Regions from separate parts of the Homo sapiens genome. Here region 1 is linked to region 2. The links are chromatin loops, found by intact Hi-C in ENCODE. Cell type or tissue: gastrocnemius medialis. All regions are shown on one strand. Links, peaks and the distances in the headings refer to the core of each region. The heading gives the core; the rest is flanking DNA. Region 1 overlaps GABPB2 (GA binding protein transcription factor subunit beta 2). Region 2 overlaps PRUNE1 (prune exopolyphosphatase 1).

What was found. Peaks named below come from ENCODE experiments on the same cell type or tissue, not always from the same donor. Only the 100,000 strongest peaks of a DNase experiment are listed, where the experiment ranks them.
Region 1: a loop joins it to region 2, with 7 times the contacts of the local background. A loop is called at or near these places in 8 of 110 quality-filtered maps.

Annotation. Positions count from the first base shown.
Region 1 is chr1:151,094,029-151,099,405 of GRCh38, forward strand. It overlaps GABPB2 (GA binding protein transcription factor subunit beta 2), which reads left to right. Exons shown (of 9, transcript NM_144618.3): 5 at 3,824-3,974. Among named protein-coding and RNA genes, the nearest start is that of GABPB2, 26 kb to the left of the region's middle. In gastrocnemius medialis, for the core only: no CTCF peak of the experiment used is centred there; no DNase peak of the experiment used is centred there.
Region 2 is chr1:151,022,210-151,027,586 of GRCh38, forward strand. It overlaps PRUNE1 (prune exopolyphosphatase 1), which reads left to right. Exons shown (of 8, transcript NM_021222.3): 4 at 2,402-2,586; 5 at 3,306-3,464; 6 at 5,024-5,118. It also overlaps the pseudogene RNU6-884P. Among named protein-coding and RNA genes, the nearest start is that of BNIPL, 12 kb to the right of the region's middle. In gastrocnemius medialis, for the core only: a CTCF peak has its summit at 2,528 (motif pointing right); DNase peaks (open chromatin) are centred at 650 and 2,542; H3K27ac peaks cover 2,561 bases.

The DNA of each region.
Region 1 (5,377 bases), core at 276-5,275, 72 kb after region 2:
GTGATGATTTCGTCCTTTTTTTTTTTTTTTTTTTTTTTTTTGAGGCAGAGTCTCACTCTGTTGCCCAGGCTGGAATGCAGTGGCATGATCTCAGCTCACTGCAGCCTCCATTTCCTGGGTTTGAGGGATTCTTCCACCTTAGCCTCCCGAGCAGCTGGGACAATAGCCACACACTACCATGACCAGCTTATTTTTGTATTTTTAGTAGAGACAGGGTTTCGCCATGTTGCCCAGGCTGGTCTCGAACTCCTAACTTCAGGTGATCCACCTGCCTTGGCCTCTCAAAGTGCTGGGATTACAAGTGTCAGCCACTGTGCCGGCTGTGTCCCATTAATTTCTGTTTCCCACCCCCGACCCCGAGATAGAGTCTCACTCTGTTGCCCAGTGCAATGGCACGATCTCGGCTCACTGCTTGGATTCAAGTGATTCTTCCTCCTCAGCCTCCTGAGTAGCTGAGATTACAGGCACCTGCCATCATGCCCAGCTAATTTTTGTATTTTTGTAGAGACAGGGTTTCACCATTTTGGCCAGGCTGGTCTTGAACCCCTGACCTCAGGTGATCCGCCTGCCTCGGCCTCCCAAAGTGCTGGGATTACAGGCGTGAGCCACTGCGCCTGGCCTGCCCATTAATTTCTTAAGCCAGCACTGTACATCAGGGAACAATAGGACAGGGGATATAAAAATTAACAGGACATGGGCCAGGCGTGGTGGCTCATGCCTGTAATCCCAACACTTTGGGAGGCCGAGGCAGGTGGATCACCTGAGGTCAGGAGTTCGAGACCAGCCTGGCCAATATGGTGAAATCCCGTCTCTACTAAAAATGCAAAAAAAATTTGCTGGGCATGGTGACGTGTGCCTGTAATCCCAGCTACTCGGGAGGCTGAAGCAGGAGAATCACTTGAACCTGGGAGGCAGAGGTTGCAGTGAGCCAAGATCGCGCCACTGCACTTGAGCCTGGGTGACACAGCAGGATTCCATCTCAAAAAAAAAAAAAAATTAATAGGACATGAAGTGTTGAAAGCATGATAAAAGTAAAGACAGGCAAGAAAATATTATAATATTGCATAATAAATAGATATCTAGTAAGTGCCATGGGAGCACAAAGGAGGGAATAGTGGAATCTGAACTGAATATTGAAGTAGGCAGAGAAGTGAGAAAACTATATTCTAGCCTAGAAAAAGAGCAAATCAAAGACACAGAGGTGTGAAAGAACGTGGAATGTTCAAGAAAAAGTAGTTGAGTGATGAGAGAATGGGCAAAGGAAGTAGAGTTTGGGAGTGGCAGATGCTAAGCTTGAAAGTTAGGCTGGATTCTGAATGTAGGGATGCTTTACAGCGTGTGAAGGAGTTTGAACTATTATGTGGGCGATGCATTTGGATAGAAGTTTTTAAATAGAGGACTGATATGACTAAATTTGGTTTAAAAAGATGATTGTTTGGAATGTGGCACACAGATGAGAGAGACACTTAATGCTAAATAACTATACGGTGACTTTCATTAGGCCAGGCAAGGGCCAATGAGAACTTGAACCAAGGAAGTGCTACTATTTCGCCACGTAGCAGTACTACTCTTCCCTCCTCTGTGCTCCCATAGCACTTACTAGATGTCTGTTTATCATGTAATATTGTAATATTTTATTTCCTATCTTTAATTTTATCGTGCTGTGAACACTTCATGTCCTAGTGGAGGATAAAGGAAAAGGGCAAATTCAAGAAGGAATTTAGGCCAGGCATGGTAGCTCACGCCTGTAATCCTAGCACTTTGGGAGGCCGAGGTGGGTGAATCCCCTGAGGTCAGGACTTCAAGACCAGCCTGGCCAACATGGTGAAACCTCATCTTTACTAAAAATACAGAAATTAGCTGACTTGGTCGTGGGTGCCTGTAATCCCAGCTACTTGGGTGATGGAGGCAGGAGAATCGGTTGAACTTGGGAGGTGGAGGTTGTAGTGAGCTGAGCTGAGATCGTGCCACTGTACTCCAGCCTGGGAGACAAGAGTGAGACTCTCAAAAAAAAAAAAAAAAAGGAATTTCACAATATCCAAAGAATGGATAACCTGTTTCATTTGAAGCTCTTAGTCAAGGGGATAATTATATATGAAAAACAGTCATTTCTGGCTGGGCGTGGTGGCTCATGCCTGTAATCCTAACACTTTGGGAGGCTGAGGAGGGTGGATTGCCTGAGCTCAGGAGTTCAACGCCAGCCTGGGCAACTCGATGAAACCCTGTCTCTACTAAAATACAAAAGAAATTAGCCGGGCATGGCAGCGTGCGCCTATAGTCCCAGCTACTTGGGAGGCTGAGGCAGGAACCCTGGAGGCGGAGGTTGCAGTGAGCCGAGATCGCACCACTGCACTCCAGCCTGGGCGACAGAGTGGGACTCCGTCTCAAAAAAAAATAAAAAGAGAGAGAGAGAGACAGAGAAAGCAAGCAAGCAAGCCATTTCTGCTGCATTTTCAGTATTTTTTTTTAATTGACAGGTGGTCTATATACTGGTTAGTCCCTTGAACTTTCAATTCTTTGTTTAGAGCCCTTTCATAACTGGACTTTTTAAAGTAGTGATTATGTTTGTAGAAAATTGCTTCTGAAAGTAATAAAGATAAGCTACTTTTCACCAAAATTGAACAGATATCCCTGGAAGCAAAAGTACAGCATATGGAGCGAGACTTTAAAATCTGGCACTTATTTATTTGCTTGTTATATATTCTCTCAGGAATTTTTTCAATGGCCGAATGGAACAAGTAGTTGGACAAAACTCTAGAGAATATTGTTCTCTATAGATACTCTGCAGGGATCTCTTGCTAGCACACTGACTTGTAGATAATTAATCATAAAATGTTAGTGCTGGAAATTACTTTTTAGGCTATTCAGGTCAACTCCCTCATTTTTCTTTTTTCTTTTTTTGAGACGGAGTCTCACTCTGTCGCCCAGGCTGGAGTATAATGACACCAACTTGGCTTACCGCAATCTTGGCCTCCTGGGTTCAAGCAATTCTCCTGCCTCAGCCTCCCGAGTAGCTGGGATTACAAGCACCTGCCACCACGCCCAGCTGATATTTTTGCATTTAGTAGAGACAGGGTTTCACCATGTTGGCCAAGCTGGTCTCAAACTCCTGACCTCAAGTGGTCCACCCGCCTCAGCCTCCCAAAGTGGTAGGATTACAGGCATGAGCCACCGTGCCTGGCCTGACTCCCTCATTTTTCAAATGAAAAAAACAAGATTCATAGAGGTTGATTGAATTGTCTAGAAGTTTTTGCAAATGATACACCTTTGCTTTCCTGAAGTAGGAACAAGCTTTGGAAAGCAACCTAACAACTCTGTTGGCCTGGTCTGAAAAAAAATGGTGGTCTTAATGAGAACTCTGATCTCCCTGGGACATTGTGTACCGGAACTAGTTATAATTGATAGAGCATTGGGATGGGAGTGGAATATGCTGTTCAGTAACTGTGTAACTAAAGCTAATAAGTGTTCTTGGGCTGGGCACGGTGGCTCAAGCCTGTAATCCTACCACTTTAGGAGGCCAAGGTGGGCGATTTGCCTGAGCCCACAAGTTCTAGACCAACTTGGGCAACATGGCAAAACCCTCTACTAAAAATACAAAAAATTAGCTGGGCGTGGTGGCGTGTGCCTGTAATCCCAGCTGCTCGGGAGGGTGAGTCATGAGAATTGCCTGAACCCAGGAGGTGGAGGTTGCAATGAGCCAAGATCGTGCCACTGCACTCCAGCCTGGGTGGCAGAGTGAGACTGTCTCAAAAAAAAAAAAAAGAAAGACAGAAAAGAAAAGCTAATAAGTGTTCTGATTGAAATATCCTGCCTTGTTTGATAGGAAGCAATGCAGAATCAGGTGAATGTTAATCCAGAGAGAGCCAACCCTGTGACTGACCCTGTGAGTATGGCTGCTCCATTCATCTTCACGTCGGGTGAGGTTGTTAACCTCGCAAGCCTTATTTCTTCAACCAACACCAAAACAACCTCAGGTAATGTTCTGATAACATGAAATTTATTTTAGACTCAAAAAAGAACAGAACCCTAGATTTTCCAGGAGATGAATGGATACCCTTTCTAATACTCCTTAATTAAAATATTGCCAAAGCAGAAGATTTGTAATAGATTTTAAAGCTGAGGTACTTATTCTTTCTGGGGAAGGGAAGATCATACATAGGGATTACAAAGGAATACTTATTGTGTTAAAAGTAAAATATTCTGGCTTGGGCACAGTGGCTCATATCTGTAATCCCAATGCTTTGGGAGGCCAAGGTGGGAAGATTGCTTGAGGCCACCCTGGACTGGACAACATAGCAAGACCCCATCCTCTACTAAAAATAAATTGGATGGGCATGGTGATGCATACCTGCAGTCCCAGCTACTCAGGAGGCTGACATGGGAGGATCTCGTGAGCTCAGGAGTTGGACTTACTGTGAGTTATAATTGTGCCACTGTACTCTGGCCTGGATGACAGAGCAAGACCCTGTCTCTAAAAAAAAAAAAAAAAGGAAAATATTGTACAGATTAATCTATTGAAGGGTTATGCCTAGACCAAAAATGAAAATATGAAGGTGCCTCAACATGATACTGATAAGGGAAATAAACATTAATAGTTTAAAGCAGTAACAAAGCAGAATAAACATAAGCGGCTTTTGGAGTACTGATATAAAAGAGGTAAATGTGATTATCTGAATAAAGTATAAGAGTCTGGATTTGTTCTTAGTGCATATATAAAAAGAAAACAGCAGAGAAAACTACTTGGTGTTGATCTTTTGAAACCTGTATGTTTTTGACTTGGCGCGGTGCCTCACGCCTGTAGTCCCAGCACTTTGGGAGGCCGAAGTGGGTGGATCACCTGAAGTCAGAAGTTTAAGACCAGCCTGGTCAACATGGTGGAACCCCATCTCTACTAAATATACAAAAATTAGCCGGCTGTGGTGGTGGGTGCCTGTAATCCCAGCTACTTGTGAGATTGAGGCAGGAGAATCGCTTGAACCTGGAAGGCGGAGGTTGCAGTGAGCCGAGATTGCGCCATTGCGCTCCAGCCTGGGCAACAAGAGTGAAACTTCATCTCAAAAAAAAAAAAAAAAAGAAAGAAAGAAACCTGCATGTTTTCAACAAAACCTTCTATCTAAATAAGAATGAATGAGTTTGTTTTTCAGCATCTCCTTTATTTTTTATTTTTTATTTTTTATTTTTTTCTCCAAGGCGGAGTCTCGCTGTGTTTCCCAGGCTGGAGTGCAGTGGCGCAATCTTGGCTCACTGCAACCTTTGCCTCCCGGGTTCAAGCGATTCTCCTGCCTCAGCCTCCTGAGTAGCTGGGACTACAGGCATGTGCCACCACGCCCAGCTAATTTTTGTATTTTTACTAGAGATGGGGTTTCACCGTGTTAGC
Region 2 (5,377 bases), core at 293-5,292:
GTGATTCTCCTGCCTCAACCTCCCAAGTAGCTGGGATTACAAGCATGCGCCACCACACCCAGCTAATTTTTTGTATTTTTAGTAGAGACGGGGTTTCACCATGTTGGCAAGGCTGGTCTCAAACTCCTGGCCTCAAGTGATCCGCCCGCCTCAGCCTCCCAAAGTGCTGGGATTACAGGCGTGAGCCACCACGCCCGGCCTGGCTAATTTTTTTTTTTTTTTTTTAAGAGACGTAGTCTCGCTCTGTCGCCCAGGCTGGAGTGCACTGGCGCGATCTCGGCTCACTGCAAGCTCCGCCTCCCGGGTTCACGCCATTCTCCTGCCTCAGCCTCCCGAGTAGCTGGGACTACAGGTGTGCCCGCCACCACACCTGGCTAATTTTTGTATTTTTAGTAGAGACAGGGTTTCACCGTGTTAGCCAGGATGGTCTCGATCTGACCTCGTGATCCGCCCGCCTTGGCCTCCCAAAGTGCTGCGATTACAGATGTGAGCCACCATGCCCAGCCTTTATTTTTTATTTTAAATATATATATTTTTTTTTTATGGAACAGTTCACAAATGTGCATGTCATCCTTGCTCAGCGGCCATGCTAATCTTCTCTGTGTCATTCCAATTTTAGCGCATGTGCTGCTGAAGTGAGCACTGATCTCAGTCTTGAAAGAGGACTAGGTGTTTGCTTGGTGAATTGGGAGGGAGGAGGGAAGGTGGTTAGGAAAGGCATTCCAGGCAGAGGGAGTAATTAATAGAATCAAATGCAGGCAGGCGTGAAATAGCATGGTGAGCTAGGGGAAATGGAATTTGTTTTGCACAGCTGGAGCATAAAATTTGAGGGAGAAGTAGGACATGGAAAAAGATGAGACAGAGGGGGCAGGCAGGAGGCAGATTATGGAGGCCTCATAGGCCCTTCTAAGGTGATTGGATTTTATTTTAGGCCGTGGGGAACTATTTTAAATTATATTCTGGGTCCTAAAAGAATCAGATTTTCTTTTTTCAAATGATCATTCAGGCCACTTTGTGAAGGACAGCCCAGGAGGGCTCTTGGTTGGAAGCAGGTGATTGGTTAAGAGACTACTGGAATAGTCCAGACGAGAGATATTGAGGGCCTAGAGTGGGGCAGTAACAGAGAGTTAGAAACTAGGGCATGGATAGGAATTAAGATAGAATTCACAGGACCTGGTGACCCACATGGAATCTAAGTATTGAGTGGGTTATAAAAATAGGAGAGATTTGCTGGGCGCGGTGGCTCATGCCTGTAATCCCAGCACTTTGGGAGGCCGAGGCGGGCGGATCACGAGGTCAGGAGTTCGAGACCAGCCTGGCCAATATGGTGAAACCCCGTCTCTACTAAAAATACAAAAATTAGCTGGGCCTGGTGGTGGGCGCCTGTACTCCCAGCTACTTAGGAGGCTGAGGCAGGAGAATTGCTTGAACCTGGGAGGCGGAGGTTGCAGTGAGCCAAGATTGCACCACTGCACTCCAGCCTGGGCGACACAGCGAGATTCCGTCTTAGAAAAAAAAAAAAAAAGGAGAAATTTAGATGTTGGGTATCAAGGGTGTCAAGGGTATAGGGTTGGAAAGGCAACGCTAAAGGACAGCAAATGTGGGGGTAAGATATTTGCAGCAGATGCTTCACAGAATTTGCTTATACACTATTTAAAGATGACTCCAATTATAACATTAAAGAAAAGAATTGCTGGGCGCGGTGGCTCACGCCTGTAATCCCAGCTCTTTGGGAGGCCAAGGCGGGCAGATCACGAGGTCAGGAGTTCGAGACCAGCCTGACCAACATGGTGAAACCCCATCTTTACTAAAAATACAAAAAAAAAAATTAGCCGGGTTTGGTGGCACGTGCCTTGTAATCCTGGTTACCCAGGAGGCTGAGGCAGGAGAATCACTTGAACCCGGGAGGTGGAGGTTGCAGGAGCCGAGATCGTGCCATTGCACTCCAACCTGGGCAACAGAGTGAGACTCCGTCTCAAAAAAAAAAAAAAAAAAGAATTGAGAGGAGTTAGGCAGAGGTAAAAGTAACCAAAGGTCAGTTTTAAATGCTTGCCTGGCAGATCACCTGAGGTCAGGAGTTTGAGACCAGACTGGCCAACATGGCGAAACCCCATCTCTACTAAAAATACAAAAAAATTAGCTGGGCATGTTGGCAGGCGCCTTTAATCCCAGCTACTCAGGAGGCTGAGGCAGGAGAATCGCTTGAACCCGAGATGCAAAGGTTGCAGTGAGCCAAGAACGCACCATTGCACTCTAGCCTGGGCGACAAGAGTGAAACTCCGTCTCAAAAAAAAAAAGACATCTGCATTTTCCTTGATGTGTGGGGTAGAGGTTGGCTAGAAGCAGCTGGAGTGTCCGTACCTATCTTTCTTCCTCTTTTCCCATACCCTCCCCTCCACAGAAGTGACACAGCCCTAGAGGAGGCAGTAGCAGAGGTGCTAGACCATCGACCCATCGAGCCGAAACACTGCCCTCCCTGCCATGTTTCAGTTGAGCTGGTGGGGTCCTGTGCTACCCTGGTGACCGAGAGAATCCTGCAGGGGGCACCAGAGATCTTGGACAGGCAAACTGCAGCCCTTCTGCATGGTAAGGGTGGCTTTTGGATTGGGACCTCAGTAGTTCTATTCCTGTCCCTGAGAAGGGAGGGTGGAAAAGTCTAGACGCTTCCAGCCTAACCATATGCTCTCAGAGCCATTCAGCTCATACCAAAAGATAGGATTCTTTCAGGGGACAATTGAGCATGTGTTTAAAGGCCTGTGGGATACTTGTTGGAGAAAGTAGAAAGGAAGTGCAGGGCAACAGACCAAGAAGCTTCCTATTGGCATCATTTTATGATGGAAGGAGGATTAGCTAAAGAAGCAGGAAACAGATTCCAATACCAATTCCTCCAGGAAATAGGTGACCTTGAGCAAATCTCTTAACCTTTCTTGTTCTCATTTTTCCACTTGTAAAAAAAAAGAGAGAGAGAGTGAGTTGGACTAGACTGTCTTTTCCAACTTAGAAGATTCTTTGATGGGATTTGGCCTACTGAAGAGGTGTATCTCTGTCTGACTAGGCTGTAAAATCTCCAAGGTTTGAGATGCTCAGGCTTTCTTTCTACCTTTTCCCCATTTCCCTTCCTACATTTTAGTTTGGATTTGGGAGGTCTGAGGACACTGTCCATCCCAGTTTCTCATTTTGCTTTCAGAGATTTTGCTATACAAATCTCCTTGTGTGTGTCCATTTGGTGTGAAGGTTATATATGTTCTGGTGGTTGTGTGTGAAGGGTCACAGGATTCAAGTTCCACCATCTCCCTTCTCCACAGGAACCATCATCCTGGACTGTGTCAACATGGACCTTAAAATTGGAAAGGCAACCCCAAAGGACAGCAAATATGTGGAGAAACTAGAGGCCCTTTTCCCAGACCTACCCAAGAGAAATGATATATTTGATTCCCTACAAAAGGCAAAGTTTGATGTATCAGGTATGAAATGTTAGCTGACTTTTCTGCCTCCCAGATAAGAAAACAGAAAGGCAAGCCTTGTTCATTATATTATTTTTTTTTTTTTGAGACAGAGTCTTGCTCTGCCACCCAGGCTAGAGTGCAGTGGCACAATCTTGGCACACTGCAACCTCGACCTCCTGGGTTCAAGCGATTCTCCTGCCTCAGCCTCCCGAGTAGCTGGGATTACAGGCGCCCACCACCACGCCCAGCTAATTTTGGTATTTTTAGTAAAGATCGGGTTTCACCATGTTGACCAGGCTGGTCTTGAACTCTGAAGCTCAGGTGATCTGCCCGCCTGGGCCTCCCAAAGTGCTGGGATTACAGGCATGAGCCACCGCGCCTGGCCAATTATTTAAATTTTATACCAGAAAGAAATGAAGTACCATATTAGCCTAAGCATGAAATAATCAGTCATTTACTGGATTGTTCTATCCTGGCTCTTGGTTAGGATGAGGAGGAATGTATTAAGAGCCTCAGAAGGGCCAGACGCAGTGGCTCACGCCTGTAATCCCAACACTTTGGGAGGCCGAGGTGGGCAGATCACCTGAGGTCAGGAGTTCAAGACCAGCCTAGCTAACATGGTGAAACTCCGTTTCTACTAAAAATACGAAAAATTAGCTGAGCGTGGTGGTGTGTGCCTGTAATCCCATCTACTCAGGAGGCTGAGGCAGGAAAATCGCTTGAACCCGGGAAGTGGAGGTTGCAGTGAGCCGAGATTGCGCCATTGTACTCCAGCTTGGGCAACGACAGCGAAACTCCGTCTCAAAAAAAAACAAAAAGAGCCTCATAGGTTCCAGTCTATTCAGAGAATACAGGACATATATATAAAATATGCTGAGAGTATACTAAATTATCAGAGTGAAATCTATAGAATTGGTTAGGGAGGCAAAAGAAATATTTTGTGAGTAAACAAAAGATGAAGAGAACCCAAAAAAAACTGTATTCTTGTACTCAGCTACCACCTGTTGACATAAAAAGGAAGAAAGAAAGAAAGAACTCACATGTAAACAGTATAGGAAGAGGGAAAGATAAAAAGTAAAAGCCTCTGTTCTGGGTTTCATCCTTCTCTCCAAAGTTACTTGCTCTAAAGGTACCTATTGTCACCAGTTATTTAAGATGGCTTTTGATTATGTGATTACATTTTCTTTCTTTCTTTTTTTTTTTTTTTTTTGAGACAGAGTCCAGGTTCAAGTGATTCTCCTGCTTCAGCCTCCTGAGTAGCTGGGATTACAAGTGCCCGCCACCACACCCAGCTAATTCTTTGTATTTTTAGTAGAGACAGAGTTTCATCATGTTGACCAGGCTGGTCCCAAACTCCTGACCTCAGGTGATCCGCCCACCTCAGCCTCCCAAAGTGCTGGGATTACAGGCCTGAGTCACCGCGCCCGGCTATGATTACATTTTCAATTATCTCCCCCATTCATTGCCCCAAAGAGAGGCTGTTTTTCCTTCCTTGACCCATCTGGCTGTCCTTGCCTTCTTGGTCTTGGGACCCTGGCCTACCCTGTTTGACCCCTAGTCTCTCATCTGCTTTCTAGGACTGACCACTGAGCAGATGCTGAGAAAAGACCAGAAGACTATCTATAGACAAGGCGTCAAGGTGGCCATTAGTGCAATATATATGGATTTGGAGGTAAGAGCAAGTTGTGGCTGTGGGTGGGGAGAGAAAGCCTTTAGCTATGCATGTTATGCATGTGGCCTTGCACCTCATTCCTGGCTCACCTCCAAAATGTATCTTGTGTCTATCTTTGTCTCTACCTCCACTGTGACCACCAGAGTCCAGCATCTCTCACTGCACCGCTGTATTAGCCTCAGTACTGGTGTCCCTGCCTCTGCTTTTGCAGCCCTACAAACCATTCTCCCCGCAGCAGCCAGAGTGGTCTTTTTTAATT